2 separate regions of the Homo sapiens genome follow, and region 2 is linked to region 1. The links are chromatin loops, found by intact Hi-C in ENCODE. Cell type or tissue: sigmoid colon. All regions are shown on one strand. Each heading gives the region's core, and the rest is flanking DNA. Links, peaks and the distances in the headings are about the cores only.

Region 1 (9,304 bases), core at 2,637-5,136:
ATGATAGTAAAAAGTTTTATTGTAATAAAACTTACATTGTAGAGTTTATTGCAATGTTTAAAAAGCAGCACATGTGCATTTACATTTGATTCTCCTTTCAAATAACATTATGGGCAAAATATTGTTGTTTTACAGATATGAAACTGGGAGTTCAGAACTCAAATTTCACTTGCTAAAGAACAAATAGTAAATATTGGGGTCAGAACAAGAACTACATCATCTGGTCTGTTAAGCATTCATAATTGCTGTTCAGGAGAACAGAAAACATTATGTTTCTAAAGTAAATTATTGGCCAGTGGCACTGAACTACTTGTTTTAGAGGTAAAAGCTCTGACAGGAAAAAAAAAAAAAAAACCATATGAAATCACTTTGAAAGGCTTTATTGTAAGTTGCCAGAGAAAAAGTAAAATTTACATGAAACGATTTAAAATGTAACATTAAAAAAAACTGGAAGAAGAAAGAAATGTGTTTTTTCGTTATGATAATAAAGGAAGTAATTTTCTTTTGTGCCTGGTAATTATACTGAAAACATAACTGCAACTCAAATTTAACTGCATCTTTGAAGAAGGTTTCGGGGGTGAAAGACATGCATTTGTGGATTCTGAGGATCAGTTTGATCTTTCCTGCTGTACAGAGATCAAAAGATTCATTGTTATTTGAGAAAAGCAGGATTCAATTATGGCTGAGATGAAAGACAGTGAGAGCTGAGTAGCTGCCTTGGCAATAGTTGTTAATTGAGTATCCAACTACAGACTCTTCCAATTGATTCTTCAAAATCTTAATTCCAATAATTATGCCATTTAGACATCAGAAGAATGCTAACAAAGAAACAAAACTCAAAATCACTGCAAATGACTACAGTGGCTAAGTAATGAAGAAATTGAAAGAGAAGAACCATTTTCCTGGCCCTCCAAAATTAGTGTGTAATGCCCCAAATTAATTAATTTATCTTCCACAGGTCAAATAATAGGTCTTTGGCATCCCAGAACTTGTTTCTCTTTATGTAAATAAATCCATCCTTTGTCTCAGGTACAAAAGCAAATTATTCCATCTCAGTTATCCATTCTGTCATCACCTACACCCTGACCTCTGAGCCCTGACCATTAAGGGACTCTTTTCTGATAGTTGAATTCAGTGATAAGTTCCTACTTCTATACAGCCTGTAGAAGGTTCAGTTTAGTTCAGTTTAAAATGAGTGGCTTACTATTTCTTATATTGCAGGTTTTTAGAAGTTTTGTCAAAAAATATTTGTTCTGAGAAATTACCTAGTGAAATTAATCTGTGTACAAATAAAAATATGGGCAATTTTTTAATTATTAGTTTTTTTTCCAAAAGAATGTTAGCAGCTCGAATTATGTGAAAAAATTTTCTCAACTCTAAGTCAAACCCATCAAACACAATAAAACAGCTTCTAGAGATTAAACACACACACACACACACACACACACACACACAAAACCATGACAAAAGTAGGTGATAAACCTCTAACTGTATTTAATTTGCATGACATGAACAATTAAATGTTTTCTAAGAGAAGATCAGACATTCTACAGAAAATAACTTCAGAAGGAAGATCTTAAATTTCTTAATCCAGAAGCTTAATATTAGGGCCATGTATTTATATATGTTTTTAGCTGCCATTGTTACTTGCACTCACTGTTTGCACCTGCCTGACATAAATAAGCAAGCATATTCTTAATGCAGTCTTTTTTTTCCTGTGTACTAAATACCAATCATATAGGGGTGAGAGTCAGGATGGAAATGAGTATTTCTTGAATAGCAGTCACTTTCTTTCATATCGACTGGTTTTATTTACTTCAGAGCCTTTTATCACACCTGAAATGACTTTGCTTGTTTATTGAGATGTTCGTAGTTGATTTTTCCTCAAAAGAAGCTAAAAGCAGAACGCTTCTCAGTCAAGTGCTCCTCTGTACCATGAGTACCAAGGAGAGTGACTGGCATTTAGTAGGTCTTCATGTTTTTTAATAAATTCTAGGCACAGGACTAGACGCGGTGTGATTATTACCTCATAAATTCTCAAAGTGATCTTCAAATGTAAATATTATTATCCGTCTTTTATGATTAAGAATCAAGGCTTAAAGGAATTAAGTATCTTGCCAAAGATCAAACAGTTAAGAAGACATGATATAAACTCAGGTCTGATGTGTGTTCTGTTTGGAGGTCATGGGATAATGCATGCTTCCCAAAGTGGGCCATGGCTGTAAGCAATATTATAGATAGTAAGCAAAATGATATTAAGTAGCGCACATTAGATAATTTCAAAAGTTACACCCTTTAAAGCTTTCTTCCAATTAATCTAATTATGTGAAGGATAAAGTCTCATATTAATACCAGTGTGTATGTCATGTTTCTCTAATAATTTCTACTCTCTCTCTCTCTCCCCTCAGTTCAGTTAAGGGCAGGTAAGAATATAAAGCTAGAATTTTGTTTTCAGTGTATTAATTTTTACCAATACTTATTTAAGGCAAGATATCCACTTGCAAGTGTTCCACAATTCCATCATAGACAGCATTCTAGGTAAGGCCGTGAGTTTATTTAAAGAAAATATTACTCGATTAGATAATAGTGTAAGTGACATATTTGGCAAAAATTATGGAAGAGGTGTACAATGTCTAGTTTTAAAAATCCTTCTCTGAAGCAATTTACAAGGCTCTGGAAGAAAAACAAAAAATAGAAGGTATTGCTATGATAGAGAAACTCAGATATGTATCTCAAAACTATTTTAAACGTACTGTACTTCAGGTATAAAATTTAAAGACTACTAACCTCTCAGCGTAACTAGGATAAATACCACTGTGGCACAAAAACTAGGACTACAATTAGGTTACAGTCCTTACCTAATTGTTCTTATAATATAGTTGAGGAGATACATAAATAATCAGTATACAAATTAGGAAGCAAAAAATGTGTAAAAGAAAAAAACACATATGGGAATTTACGGTTCTATAAAATACTAATTACTTCCTGTTATTAAATTTATTAATTATAATAATTATATTATTTCTGTAATTATGAACTACAACATACAAATTATATACCTATATAAATGTTAAAAGTTATACATAATTATAATGAAAAATTTTGTCATGCATGCTCATAACAATAGTAAATATCCTTGCTGATTCTAATATATAAACATAGAAATGAGAACATGGAGCTGCAACCCTGTTTTGGATGGGTATACAATAGAGAAATAGTCACACTTGCAGAAGTGAGGAGTACCTTTTCTTATAGTTTCAAGAAAAGCCTTAAGGGGTTGGCAAATATGACCTGCTAAATTGCCAACCATTTAAAAATAATCAAATTCGTAACCCCAGTAAAGCTAACATATCTTTAATATGGCACAAAGTTAGAGCTTTACTAAGGGATGGTGCTGCCTGAGAAACTGTCATCACTTGGTATACTTTAGGGTAAACTTTTAACAATGGAGGGACTGGTTTTCCTCTTAAATTCTTTATGCTGACATCTGTTTATAGGGAGTATTAGAGTAAATTCATATGGTTCAAAGGCTTGGGTCTCATGTGGGGCCACTTGTCAGTCCCTCACTACTTTCCAGAGCCAACGTTTAAAGGCATAAATTTCCAAGGACATCTGGTGCTTTCTTAAGAAGGGGAGGATGTCTGTGTGGTCACGAGAACGTGGCTCCTAAAAGCACGAGCCCAAGGTTCAGATTCTGACTCTCATTTACTGGAGCAAGCTGCTTGATTTCTGTAAGACTCAATTTTTTTCAACTGTAAACTGTAGGAAAGAATAATGCTTACCTCAGGTTGTTTTGAAGATTAATTAAAATAAAGCAAGAGAATTGTCAGTGAATTGTCTGGGATGTAATAGGCCCTCAGTTAGCGTGACCTGCTATTGGCCTGTGTTATGAACTGCAATGTTCTCTTTTCGGGGCTTTTCCAGAGACCTCAGGTAACATGATCCCTTTAACTTTACAGTACTCTTTAGGGTTGGGACTCACTCCAGTGCTTCAGACCAGTTCCACACGTGTGAAATTTGGGCTCTTTCCTGAGCTGCTTCAAGCTTTTTTTTTTTTCTTAGCCGAGGGAAGTGCAAAGCCCATGACCCATGACTCAAATCCATCTCCTTTTCTTAGCACAACCAAAGAGAAAGTCTACATTCAAACTTAAACAGGGACTGTTTGAATTCTGCAAACCGAATACCTCTTCACCATATCCCTTGTAGATAAGTGTGGAACATCCATCTCATTTGCCATTCTTTAGCTGGATTTTCTTGCTAAGGGTAACATTTAATACAAGACCTGTCTTCATCTTTTTATAGCCACTGACTGTAGTTCCCTGGCAACTGTTACATTTTGCCTCTGACAAACATTATGTCAGGTATTTTCCCAAACAAAACATAAAGAAAATGTTTGAACTTGGCCTGTGCTATTTTTACATACCTTTTCTTTATAGCCAAGTGTTAGGATAAAGAGGATATATAAGTTCAGTGAGATAAAAAGAATACAAGAACTTTAGACTCACTCATTCACCTGTGTATAAATGTTTTAATTCTTTGGAACCCCTATTTGGAGGAAGAAACGTGTGAAATTCATATTTTCTCATGGATATATTTATCCAGTGCAAAGTAGCCTCCTACTGCTCTAACTTGCTGCTCTTCTCTATGGCCCTGCCAGGCTAGCCAAGGCTGATGGATCCAACAGTGAATTAGATTCCTGAGAATGGAACTGAGAAGACACAGGACTCTTATTTCTGAGGTCCCTGGAGCTTTCGTCGTTATTATTACTCTTCCTGGGTCTTGATTGTTCAAGTAACCCTGGGAATTCCACCATCCCTGAATATCCTTATTACAAATTCCCTCTTTTGGTTTAAGAAACCCAAGTGGATATCTGTTGTATGTAACCCAAACAACCCTAATATATGATTTAAATTAAAAAATTAAAAATATTAAGCTTATTAGCTCTATTAAATTGGGCTTTTGTATGTGTTTAAGCATATTAAACACAGGACTAAGAGGATAGTACAATTCTTTTCATTATAAAATGCATGCTACTTATTTCAACAGCCAACAGGTAGTTGTGTTTAAATATGCGATAACACATACTTAAAAAAGAAAAACATACACACACATAGTATTTCAGACTTTTCCATTTTATCCTCACCAAAATTCTTTTTTAAAATGATCTAAATCTTTTGAATTAAAATAGTAGGAATTTCTTGGGATGTTTAAGCAGTTAGTAATATATGTTACCTCTAGAATTTCAAGTAGTCACATGACATTCTTTTGCAAATGAGTTATCATTTCTTTCAGCAGTGGATTTAAAACAATTTGATGTACTGGTAATTTCATAGTAGCTATTTTACTCCTTCTAATATCATACATATCATTCAATTTAGCCATGTATATGTAGACATGGGACAGGGGTCTTGCTCTGTTGCCCAGGCTGGTCTCAAACTCCCAGCTCAAGTGATAGGGCCACCTCAGCCTCCACAACAGCTGAGGTTATAAGCACACACCACTGTGCCTGGGTAATTTCTCAGCTTCTTCTTTCATCACTACACAAACCCCATAAACATACCATGCACTTTCTTATCTTCGAAACTTTCTTCCAGTTGTTGATGCTATTTAAAATTCTATCTTCACCCCTCCTCAGAAGCTATTTGCAAGGAAAACGCATATTCATCCTACAAGATCATACTTAAATATCACATCTGGGGAGTATTTTCTGGGCACCTTCTGTCCATACCTCTTTGAGCAGAATTAGCAGAATTAATCTTTATATCCAATTTATTTTTCATCATATTCCTTTGTAAATACCTATGGTACTTCCATATTCTTATCTATTAGTAGTTTCAGGTTTGTCCTTGAAGTTGTCCATGAATCCCCTTATGGCATGAACTCTGTCTTGTACATAATCGTGTGTTTCCAGCATGTTGGACAATTCCTCACTAATTATTGACACTCAGTAAATGTTTGTTCTTGTAAATAAAAAATTTCAGTTCAGAAAACTGAGAGGAAGAATTGAGGTGTTTGTGAATTATTAGAACATTCTTAAATGTAATACTGAGATATTCTTTCATTTGGATATATTTCCCAATTTATGAATTTATTAAAATTTGCTAAGAGATTTTCAAAGTGTTTTTTAACAATTTCTCATCCTAGCAGTGGAGCAGTGTATAAAAGTTTCAGTTGTTCCATATCCCCACTGACACTTAGTATCTCAACATTTTAAAATGTATATATTCCTTGATTTGTTTTGACATTTCATACATTTTTGTTTCTAATGTTCATAAGTAAAATTGACCTATATTAATTTTTGTTCTTAATTTGATCATTTCCTTCATTCTATTTTCCTCGTGTACACAGTTGCTTTTTTCTATTTTCTTATATTGCGTACTTAGGTCACACACTTTCATTCTTTCTTTGTTTCTAATAGATGCATACTATATGCAAAGCGTGATGTAAATCTTTCTCTAGTACTACTTTAGCACCATTGCACAAGTGTTGAGATATGGTATTTTCATTTTTTTCTATATATATTCTGACTTTTATTATGTATTCTTTCACTTGAGACTGATTTAGAAGTGTAGTTTTCAGTTTCCCAAATATATATGTTGTGGGTAGATAATTATATTGCATTTTGCCAATACGTCACATTTCAATTGTTGAGAACTGCTGTAAGAACTGATACAGGTATCCCGGAAATGAATGTGCTCCCTATCTGTCGGGTACTCTACATGCTTGTTAGACCAGGCTTACTGAGTTTTGACTGCTTGATCTAACCTTTCTAATTTCTTTGTCTGCTTTATCTATAAATATTCAAGAAAGGTATATTAAAATCCCTCTCTATAATTATGGGTTTATCAGTTATTCTTATTGTATACCAGTTTTCTTATTTTATACCAGTTTTCTTTGTAAGCTTCGTAGCTATGTTTTAGTTTTACACAGATTCAATACTATTTTACATATATTAAAATATTATTAGACATTAAACTGCTTTTTTATTTTTAATTGACAAGTAAAAATGTTATATATTTATGTTGTACAACACAATGTTCTGTTATATGTATATATTGTGAAATGGGTAAATTGAGCTATTTTACATTATACATTACCTCACACGCATTTTTGTGTGTGGCGAGAACATTTAAAATCTACACTCTTAGCAATTTTTAAGTATACAATTTATTGTTATTAACTATAGCCTTCATGCTGTACAATAGAGCTCTTGAACTTTTTCCTCCTGTCCAGCTGAAAGTTAATACACTTTGACCAATAATTCCCAATCCTCCCACCTGTCAGCTGCTGGTAACCACCATTTTACTCTTTGTTTAGACTTTTTTAGATTCTACATGCAAGTGAAATAATGTGGTATTTGTCTTGCTGTTGCTGGTTTATTTCACTTAACATAAAGTGTCACAGGTTCATCTATGTTATTGCAAATGGCATGGCAGAATTTCATTCTTTTTTATAGCTGAATAGTATTTCATTATGTATATATACCAGATTTTCTTTATTCATTACCCATTATGGACACTTGGGTCGACACATATCTCACCTATTGTGAATAATGCTGTAATGGACATGGGAGTGCAGATCTCTTCAGCATACTGATTTCATTTCCTTTAGATATATAACCAGCAGTGACATTGTGGATCACATGGATACACTTTTAATTTTGGGGGGAACATTCATACTGTTTTCTGTAGTGACTCTACCAATTTATATTTCCATCAGTAGTGTGCACAAGGGTTCCCTATTCTTCACATCCTTATCAACACTTATCTTTTGTCTCTTTGATAATAGTAATTCTGACATGTGTGAGATGATATACCATTGTGGTTTCAGTTTCCATTTCTCTGATTACTAGTGATGTTGATCTTTTTTTTCATATACCTGTTGCCCACTTGTATATCTTCTTTTGGAAATTATGTATTCATATTCTTTGCCCATTTTTTTGAGACAGAGTTGTGCTCTTGTCGCTCAGTCTTGAGTGCAATGGCACGATCTTGGCTCACTGCAACTTTAGCCTCTGGGTTCAGTCGATTCTCCTACCTCAGCCTCCCGAGTAGCTGGGATTACAGGCACCCGCCACCACGCCCAGCTAATTTTTCTATTTTTAGTAGAGACAGGATTTCACCATGTTGGCCGGGCTGGTCAACTCCTGATCTCAAATGATCCACCTGCCTCGGCCTCCCAAAATGCTAGGATTACAGGTGTGAACCACCACACCTGGCCCTTTGCCCATTTTTAATCTGGCTATGTTTCTTACTATTGAGTTATTTGATTTATTATATGTTTTGTGTGTTAACACCTTATTATATGCATAGTTTGCAAATATTTTCTCCCATTTTGTAGGTTGTCTCTTCTCTATTGATTATTTACTTTGCTATACAATTGTTTCAGCAATTGTTGATTGTTTCCTTTCCTTTCGTTTCCAATACACAGGTACCTCAGGATATGAACCTCATGAATCTATAAACATTTTTAAAAATTAAAAAAATAGTATTTAACTAAATTTAAATATAATTCTGAAAAACTTTTTATTCAACAGTAATTATGTTAAGTGGTAAGGCTGCTTAATTTTCAAATTTTTTAGTTAACTTTAGGAACCTAGTCTAACAGTAAATTAATGGATAATCTTTGAATGTTTGGATAATTTCTATGCAAGATAGAATACTGAAATATTAGACCATAATTTTTGCTCATTATTTGCATATGTTATAAAATTTTATTCCTTTTGATTATAATTTTGAACATGTTCATTTTTTCCACTTTAAGAAGGTGTAAAAATGGCGAATGCAGCTATAAGTAGTTGTTTTGTGTGCTCAATTACTTCCAAACTTTTTGTAAAAGAGAAATTAGATATTTTGGCTAAAGATGAATGTAGAAGTTATCCTGGGAGCAATGGTTTCAGAAAAGACCAAGTATGTATGCAAAGTATTTGAACGTGTTTTTATTCATCAGTGGGAAAAGAGAGTAGTTTTATCTTAAAACAAAGAGTCTGGTTGTTGAGAAAGCTATGGAGGGTAGTGAAAGAAAAATCTTTATGGACAGAGAAAGTTTAGAAGGTTTATATAAAGCATGCTCGTCCAACCCACGGCCTGCAGGCCACGTGCAGCCCAGGATGGCTTTGAATGCAGCCCAGCACAAATTCGTAAACTTTCTTAAAACATTACGAGATTTTGTTTGTGATTTTGTTTTTTAGTTCATCAGCTATCGTTAGTGTTAGTGTATTTTATGTGTGGCCCGAGAAAATTCTTCTTCTTCCAATGTGGCCCAGGAAAGCCAAAAGATTGGACACCACTTGTATAAACTTTAT
Region 2 (9,304 bases), core at 3,068-5,567, 310 kb after region 1:
GTGCTGGGATTACAGGCGTGAGCCACCCTACCCAGACAAGTATATCCTTTTAAAACTACTTTTTGCAGTCAACATTATGCAAAATATCTTTAATGACTTTAATTTGTGATAGATGATTGCAGAGACTGAAGGTACTGAATTAATGTACTCTGTACTCAAAAACCAGACTTTATCTGGAGGAAAGAGCAAGGGAGTAAAGGAGCAAGAAAAAGACCCAGTAAAAGAGAAAGAAGCTGAACAAAGTATTAGCAAGTAATAAACCAACGTGTGTTTCCCCTAAGGGTTGTTGATTCCACATGGAGACAATTGACAATGTGCCTTCCATTGTCAACCTTCCCAATTATTTTAGTTCCTGGAGTTTTCCAAATGCACAGAGTTTAACAAATTTGAAATATGTAACTTATTCACTGAGCCTTTTATTGAATAGTTCATTCTTATCCACACTTCTAGATGCAAATGTGTTAGGTGCCAAATTCCTGGAAAAAAAGAGTTATCCTTTTCTCAATAATGGTTTACGTGCATCAAATTCTTTGTGGCAAAATGGGCATATAAAGAACTAAATTAAAAATGTATGTCCTTAAAGCCTGCCCCTGTTTCTTCCTGCTGTAATATCAAACTAATTTGCTTAATGAGGTGACTTAAGAAAGGGGTAGTTCCTTATATTTCATTACTAGATTCTTAACTTTAGGGAATAAGCTGCTATTTGTGTCCAGAAACTCATTCTTTCTCCTAATTTTATCATGACTACCATGTGGTAAAAAGCCCTCAACCTTATCTATCATTTTTCTTCCTTTCTCTTTGGGCTTTGCAGTTTTATAATTCAGAACTATGAACTAGCTCCTGGAGACTTGGGAGAACTAACTCCATATAAATTTGAATAAGCAACAGCAACAACATTCTGTAGAATTTTCAAAGAACCTTCATTTGTGAAGTATTATACTAAGTTGTTTGATGTTAAGGGAGAAATCTACAAAACAATAAGAAAAGTGATAACCAAAAAAAAAATTAATCATGATAATTTAGGCAGATACTAGGTTAGCAATTTCCCTGATAAGATACAAATGGTTGACAGAGGCAGGCTAAACAAATTAATACTCTAGATATAATTACAGAGCAAATAGTACTTAAAATGAATATTTTCTGGCATTTTGAAAGCATCTGCCCATCGACAAGGCATTCTTTCAGACAGAAGCCACAAGGGCTCATCTTTCTCCTTGAACTGCACTCTGTGGTGTCTGATTTGGCCAGGCAGGCCTCGTCTCCTTCACAAGGCTGGCAGGGCAATCATATGTGGAGTCAGCTTTGCACAGCTAGCTCTGCTTATAGCGGCTCCAAGGGCTTGATTTGGAGGCTTGGTTACAGCACGCTGCCACTTTAACCTCCAGCTCATCTGCTTTTTTTAATCTGACATTATCTGCCATTAACACAGTGGTCATTTCTTCAGCATTTGTGACTACTTTCTACTGCACAGAACTTAGAGAAGGGGTGATTCACTGACTCCTAACTTTCAATGGCCACATCAGGCAAGTTGCTTCACTTCCCTAAATTTTTCAGATATAAAATGAGACTGATCACTGCTGAAGTCCCCCACAGCTATTTCATTTACAACTTTTTTAGGTAACACATTTTTAAAAAGCCAGGTTCAACTGGTTATAATCAAAAGTAGCCATATGTGCATTTCCTTAAAAATACTATAATTGTGTCTAGGTCTTCAACAGAGGTTTGTCCAAATTTGTAACACTTTACATATAGAAATTAAAAATACAAAATAAATCCTCATCTATTTCTCTGTATTCCTTTGAGATAGTAAGTCAAGTGTTTTCATTCCTATTAAAGGAATTTTACAAACATCTTTATTATGTTCTTATCCCATTTGAAATATAAGTTTCTTCTGGAAAATTCAAAAGACAAAACAATGGTAGGAAAAGATATATGGATCCAACATGCATCCATGAAATAAATATTCCACAGCCCATTATCTTCAAAGCCAGATTGCTATGTCAAATATCTAGACAGCAAATGGTTGCAATGACATATTTTGCCTAAAAAGGAAAAGGATGGAAAAGAGAAGAGAGGAGAGTTCATCTTTTGAACATCTAGATGTGCTAAGTATTGTGTTAGAGACATTTATATATCTATTTAATATAAATCCTTGCAAAGGTTTTGTAATGTAGTTATTTTTATTCCCATTTTTATAGGGAAGTCAACTGAAGTTCAAAGAGATTGAATCCCTCGTTCCAGAATACACTGTTAGTAAGACCTAGAGTTTGAATACTTATCTGGCCACCCCAGAACCCAAGTCTTTTCCAAACCATTCCCAACATGCTGCCATGGGCTACCCTGGGTGGTGGTGATAGAAAGTGTGTGAAGCTATCTGCAACACACTGTGATGACAGAGTGGTTTTTCCCTGCTGACAGGATAAGCTTCTTTTAAACTCCCATCATCTGGACTGCTTCTCAAAGGGCATCTGTTCAGACCTAAGCCTCACATCCTCAGCAAGCTAGTGTACCGTCATTCTTAGGGGACCTTTGTTTCCTTAAATGTTAGATGGAATGAGGTCACACATCAGGCCCAGCATGACTGGTCTTTGTTTAATGTCTGATAATGCATTTGTCTTAAGGTCAAGTGGGATTATTACCAGAACTCTGCTGAAACATAAAAGGCAAATGGAAAAGTGACAAAAAGCAGGATCAGGTTAGAACTCCAAAAAGAATTCAGAATGGATTTTATGTAGAAAATGCAAACGCCGGGGACAAAAAAAAATAGGAATGTATTTTATGAGTGTCATAAAAATGTGTTTAAAAAACAGATTTCAGTTATGCAAGGCAGAGGAATGACATCGAGAAAATTATTGCTTCTTTGCTATAGAGGGAGAAAACCCAGTAACAGATGGCATTGAAACAGGGATTTTTAAATAATTTTATCCATTCATATATTGTATTTTTATTGAAAAAAATAACTTACATCTAGGAAAGTATATGTGTTATGTCTGCACATACATAAGTATACAAGTCAGTGAATTTTCACAAAGTGAGCACACCCTGGTAACCACCACCTACATAAAGAAATAGCACATTTCCAGCATCTTAGAAGTCTGCCTCATGCCCTGTCAGCCGCTACCCACTCCTATCCAAAGTGACATTCAGGCTTCTAAAACTAGAGATCAGTTTTGCCTGTTTCTGACCCTCATATAAACAGAATCAGACAATGTGTGCTTTATGTCTAACTTCTTTTGCTGCACACACTGTTTATAAAATTTATGCATATTGTTGCATGTAGTAGTTGTTTAATTCATGTTCAGTGCTGAATGGTAAGTCCTTCAATGAATAAAACATAATTTATTTATTCATTCTGTTTATAGACATTTGGATTGTTCCAGTTTTGACTATGAGGAGTGTTTGAGTATGCATATTCATGTACATTACTCTGTTGCTCATCCATCTGTTACATATACAGCTAGGAATAAAACTGCTGAGTCAGTGTGCATTTGTTCAGTTTTAATATTTATTGTGAAAGAGTTTTCCGAAGTTTCTATCCCAATTGTTACTTCCATTATCAATGTATGAGAATTCTCGGTGCTCCACACCATAGCCTGAGTTTGGGTTTGTCAATCTTTTACATGTTAGCCATTCTGGAGGGTGTGGAATGGTATCTTACTGTGAATTCAATTTATATTTCCCTGATAACAAATGAGGTTGAGAACATTTTCACATGCCTCCTGGCAATATGAATATTTTTTTTGTGTGTGAAGTGCCCATTCAAGACTTTTGCAACATCTTCTATTATGTTTTCTATCTTTTTCTTACTGATTTGCTGTATTTTTTCTTTTTCTTTTTCTTTTTTTTGAGGCAAGGTCTCACTCTATCACCCAAGGTGGAGTGCAGCGGTGCCATCAGAGTTCACTAGAGCCTTGTATTCTTGGGCTCAAGCTATCCTCCTGCCTTGGCTTCCTGAAGCTGGAATGCAGGCACATGCCACCATGCCTGGCTAATTTTTTTAATTCTTGATATTCCTTTTATTTTCAATATGCCAGCTAGAGTCCTTTTTTGGTTTATGTGTTGAAAATATCTTCTCCTATTTTGTGGCTTGACTTTCTACTTCTTAATACTATGTTTTTATCAACAGAAGATGTAATATAATTCAATTTATCAATACTTTACCTTATGATGAGTAGTTTCTGTATCCTGCATAAGAAGGCATTCTCTAGTCTACGTATATAAAGATAGTTTTCTGGGTTATCTTTGTAAACTTTATTATTTTACCTTTCACATTTAGATTACAATACCACTTTGAATTGATTTCTGTGTATAGTAGGATTTTCCTTTGTCTTTTAAAAAATATCAAACATAGGAAATCACAGTAAAATGAGAAAAACAACTGAATTGTAAAGCAATCTGAAAATACTCTATGTTTGAATTCCTTGGATCGTTTTTTACAAAACATGTTGAAACCTGTCACTAAAGCATCAGCAGTTTTATTCTGAAAGGATAAGAAAGAGAAATAGAACATTTTTTGAATGGTAAAAAATGCAAAACCTCTAAGTTATTTATTGCGGTAAGGGGGTAGGCAAATTCCTGTTCAGAATGAGTTCAGGAGCTTTAGCAAGAATTTTGGATTCAAAAAGAACTGGATTCATAGCTCTGCTCTGCCACTTACCAGGTGGCACTGCTGAGTTATTTACCTCACAGAGTTCTCATTCGTATCATGAAAAGAATATGCATCTCACTGGATTAAAGTGAAAAGGCAGTTAGACACATTTCTGTTTTATCACTGTGTCTCCAGCACTTGCAGCAGTATATGTCACATAATAGGAACTTAATACTGCATTCCCCTCTGTCTTACACTATTATTATTATTTCTTTGCTCTCTAATTAGAACAAGTGTAGAGCCATCATTGAGGAGAAAAGGCAAGACATCATAAGGTAACCTGGAAACCAGGAAAACCAAAGACCATTTACTTTCACAATTTTGTCTAAGCAAAATTGGATGAGTCAGCTTAATGTTAACACCCCGAAAAGAAAGTAGAACATCACCATTTTGAAATGTCCTTGAAGGGCCAAAAATAGAGTAATTTGCATGGTTGTACAAGCCCAAATAGTGTTAGAAAGAACAGTTTAATTTCCCTTCCTGATATATGGCAAAGTAATGTTGATAAAGGGAGTAAAGGGAAAACTGTACTACATTTAATCTCTTTACACATCAAGAAAGCCTTTAATTTTATCCCACTGAACGTTCCTGCGAATATACTAGATTCTTAGGTTCCTCAAAGTGTGTGCTTGGCCCAGGACCAGTAGCATCAACATCACCTGGGAGCTTATTAGAAACACGGACTTAGACCTACTGAGTCAGAACCTGCATTTTACCAAAATCCCCAGGTGAATCTTACGCACATTAATTTTGAGAAGCACTGAACCAGACAATTAAAATATCTACTGATCTGATAACCCACATTTTAAAAATAAAGTTAGGAGAGAGAGTAAGGATAGAAAGGGGGGTCAAACTAAATAAGTGATAACCATCCTATATCAGGTTCAATTTATCTGTTATCAGGTCATTTTGATTGCACATCCAGAATCTGAGCACTGCGTGCTCTCAGCCTGGGTTATCTGTCTTTCCAATTATCTTCATTTTTTGCCTCTTTTCTCCACAACTTCAAATAAAAGTCATTATAATAAAAATTGTTATTGAATCTTACTTTTATTTTTGATGTTTATCTTAGCTCCGAGGACTGCAGACAAACTGAAACAGAAAGAAAGAGGAGAGGAAAGGAAGGAGGCAAAGTCTGTAAAAGAAATTGCTGCTGACACACTGTCTTGATCCCTCATTCAGTCACTGATTTAGCCCAAAGCCATTCTCCTTCTCAATCTCTGACTTAGAATCCTAAACTATCTCTGCCTTCTATGCCCTCCCTTTAAAGAGAAAAACAGCATGAGTAGGTTGGGCTACAGCATGAATAGGCTGGGTTTTTGAAAAGTATTTTTTGTCTGTTGGTTTCTGGCAGTAAAGTCTGGTGAGCTAAATAAATGAAGCAGGTGACTCAGGTCACTGTAGTGATCTGTGAATCTAAAAGTTTGTGAAGTACTAGATGGTTATGTCTACTCTGCTAAGTGAGTGCCCCAAAGATTAATCATTTATAGTTAACTGCCTTTGTTAGAGAATGTTTGTAAAATAGTGATAGTAATAACCATCACTAATATGTATAGTTTAATGAATATATGTCAGGCACTGTGCTAAGTGTCTTAGATATTTTCTCTCATTTAGTTTTCTCAGTAATATACTTGTATTAGTTTGCTCTCATACTGCTAAAATGAAATACCAGAGCCTGGGTAATTTCTAAAGAAAGACATTTAATTGGCTCACAGTTCTGCAGGCTGTACAGGAAGCATGGCAGAATCTGCTTCTGGGGAGGCCTCAGGAAACTCACAATCATGGTGGAAGGCAAAGGGGAAGCAGGCACATCTTACATGGCCAGAGCAGAAGGAAGTTGGGGTGGGGAGGTGCTACACACTTTTAAACAACCAGATCTCACGAGAACTCACTTGCCATCACGAGAACAGCACAGAGAAGACAGTGCTAAACCATTCCTGAAAGATCCACCCCCATGATCCACTCACCTCCCATCAGGCCCCACCTCCAACACTGGGGATTACAATTTGACATGAGATTTGGGCAGGGACACAGATCCAAACCATATCAATAATTAGGTGAGTTACAGAGACCTTATATTAGTATCATTTACTGGGTCCCCATGGTTAAGAGGAAAGTAAAAGTTACTATAACATGAGATATTAACTAATGACTTCCCCACTTGTAGAATGGCTTCCTACTCAAACATATGTCACTCTCACTTAATGCCTGCATCTATCCCAGTGCAAGAGCCAACGTTTTTGTCCCTCAGTTTCTTCTTCATTGTATCAAACATCCAGTAAACACAGTGAAAACCAACAGCAAGGCACAATTGCAGGTCTTGATAAAGAAGGAGATTCATGAAATGGATAAAAAAATATGTTGGAATTCTGTTCACATCACTGGCTGAAGCATTGACAAATGAGGATCTGGCAGAGATTAAAGTAGCTAACTACTGAAAAAGAGAAAATTAAAATTGTCGACAGGATATGTTCTTCACAAAGAATAATTTAAATATTAAGAGATTTCTATCCTGCTTTAAAAGCTAAGTCTCAAGTGAAGATTGTCTATCATATCATCATATAATTTTATCCCAAAAAATATAGCAAAAATTAATATCTGATTCATTCTCATTTCTGCTGAGAAATAACATACCTTTTGCAATGTTAGCTATGAATTAGAATGAATTCATTTTCATATAGTCTAGCTCAAATTTTTTAAGATGAGTTTTCAAACTTTTTACAATTTGCTTTACAATTTTTATGCTATTTGAGGTAGATACATTTTAAACGGGTTTTTCTTCCAGTATCAATCCTGCTCAAGTAAGGAGGCTTTGCTGTTTTATTATTACCCATTTTATATATGGGAAAACTGAGATTTTACATGATTCCATAATTTGACCAAGATCACAGCCAGGCATCTGTTTTGCAAAATTTGGTCTTGGTCCTAGAAGGTATTACTTCCAAAATTAGAGTTCTAAAATCATTCTAATAATAAGAATTTGTAAAATGAAGTAAACAAGATGAGAGAGAACTTTAAATCCCTGACTTCTAATGTTGTTGAAAGTTATTATGAAAATATGTTATATTACATAGGACCTCTGGAACTCACTGAATATATTAATTAGGGTCAGAATGCCTCTTCTCCCATACAGAAATTGAATGCAACTGGCACTGAAAGAAAAATTCTTCTAAAAATATGACATTCAGTGGATGACTTAATACAAACCAAACTTGAAAGATCTGACAATATCTGGAACCATAAAACCTTATCCTCCAGGCTGCACTCTGATCAACTTTATGGACTGTGAATATGTGATTGATTTATACATTCAAATTGAAACAAATGATGCAATACCAGCAGGAACTCTGGATTTGATCTTCCATTTACAGACGTACTTGTGAGTCCTAGACTTTACAAATGTACATGCCAATTGTAGCAGTGATAAGTTCCTTCATGATATAAACTGCATGATAAATGGGATATGCACTAGGCTTCACTAGTTTTAATTCTAGTGCCTAAAACACATGGCTTTGTTCATTGCTCCTCTTCATGTATTTGAGGGAAGATAATCTTCCTCAAATTGTTAGTTGAATAAGCATAATATCATATCCTTGGGAGGACAGGGGAGAGAACTATTTTTATAGCCCATTATACAAGCTCCTGTCACAAAAATTAGATGTAATTTTGCTAGAAATGCAGACAACAAAAACAAGAAATTTTACTGGTAAGAAAGATAGGCTTGAACTGGGAGGGCTAGTTGCTTGCTAACATCAATCTAGAGAATAACTAAGAATGTCAGCCCCTTTCTTTAAAACAGTCAGAGTTGTAACAAAGAAATTGCAAAACACAAAATAAAGTGTTTTATAATAAAAATGCATGAGTCTGGATCGGTGGGTAACCATACATCACTGATGAGACATATTTAAGCTAATAACTCCCAAGACTTTATCTGTTGTATGAGTTATTCTACCACATACATAATTCTCTTTACTCCCCTTTTCCTCACTGTATATTAACAGGCAGAAGTATAAATGCTGGCCGGGTGTGGTGGCTCACGCTTGTAATCCCAGCACTTTGGGAGGGTGAGACAGGCAGAGTACGAGGTCAGGAGTTTGAGATCAGCCTGGCCAACACAGTGAAACCCTGTCTCTGTTAAAATAAATAAATAAATAAATACAAAAATTAGCTGGGCGTAGTGGCAGGCACCTGTAATCCCAGCTACTTGGGAGGCTGAGGCAAGATGATCGCTTGAACCCAGGAGGCAGAGTTTGCAGTGAGCTGAGATCGCGCCACTGCACTCCAGCCTGGGCAACAGTGTGAGACTCTGTCTCAAAAAAATAAAAAAATAAAAAAATAAAATATATATATATATATAGATAGATAAAATGCTTTTTACTTTTGAATGCTAGAACAAAATTAAAATAATTGTGAATATTAGTAAAAATTATATGGTGTTTAATGCTTAGTTGTACATATTTATGAGCATGATGACAACATTATTTAAGCTAAATATTCAGCTATGCACACTCGTAAGAGTAAAGTTATATTTAAGCTAGGATGTTGAAGGTAAGGTTGTGTAGAATGGGTAGGTTAGGTTATACACAACTATGTAAGCACATGATAGCTTAAAGGAAGGGTCAAAGGGTCTTTGAGGAGCGAATAGTTTAATGTCTC

Evidence for each region. A loop is a pair of places that touch in the nucleus more often than their neighbours do. Peaks named below come from ENCODE experiments on the same cell type or tissue, not always from the same donor. Only the 100,000 strongest peaks of a DNase experiment are listed, where the experiment ranks them.
Region 2: a loop joins it to region 1, with 2.3 times the contacts of the local background. A loop is called at or near these places in 2 of 110 quality-filtered maps.

What each region holds. Positions count from the first base shown.
Region 1 is chr4:119,972,003-119,981,306 of GRCh38, reverse strand. No RefSeq gene overlaps it. Among named protein-coding and RNA genes, the nearest start is that of LINC02502, 37 kb to the right of the region's middle. In sigmoid colon, for the core only: no CTCF peak of the experiment used is centred there; a DNase peak (open chromatin) is centred at 3,616.
Region 2 is chr4:119,660,090-119,669,393 of GRCh38, reverse strand. No RefSeq gene overlaps it. Among named protein-coding and RNA genes, the nearest start is that of PDE5A, 36 kb to the right of the region's middle. In sigmoid colon, for the core only: no CTCF peak of the experiment used is centred there; no DNase peak of the experiment used is centred there; H3K4me3 peaks cover 709 bases.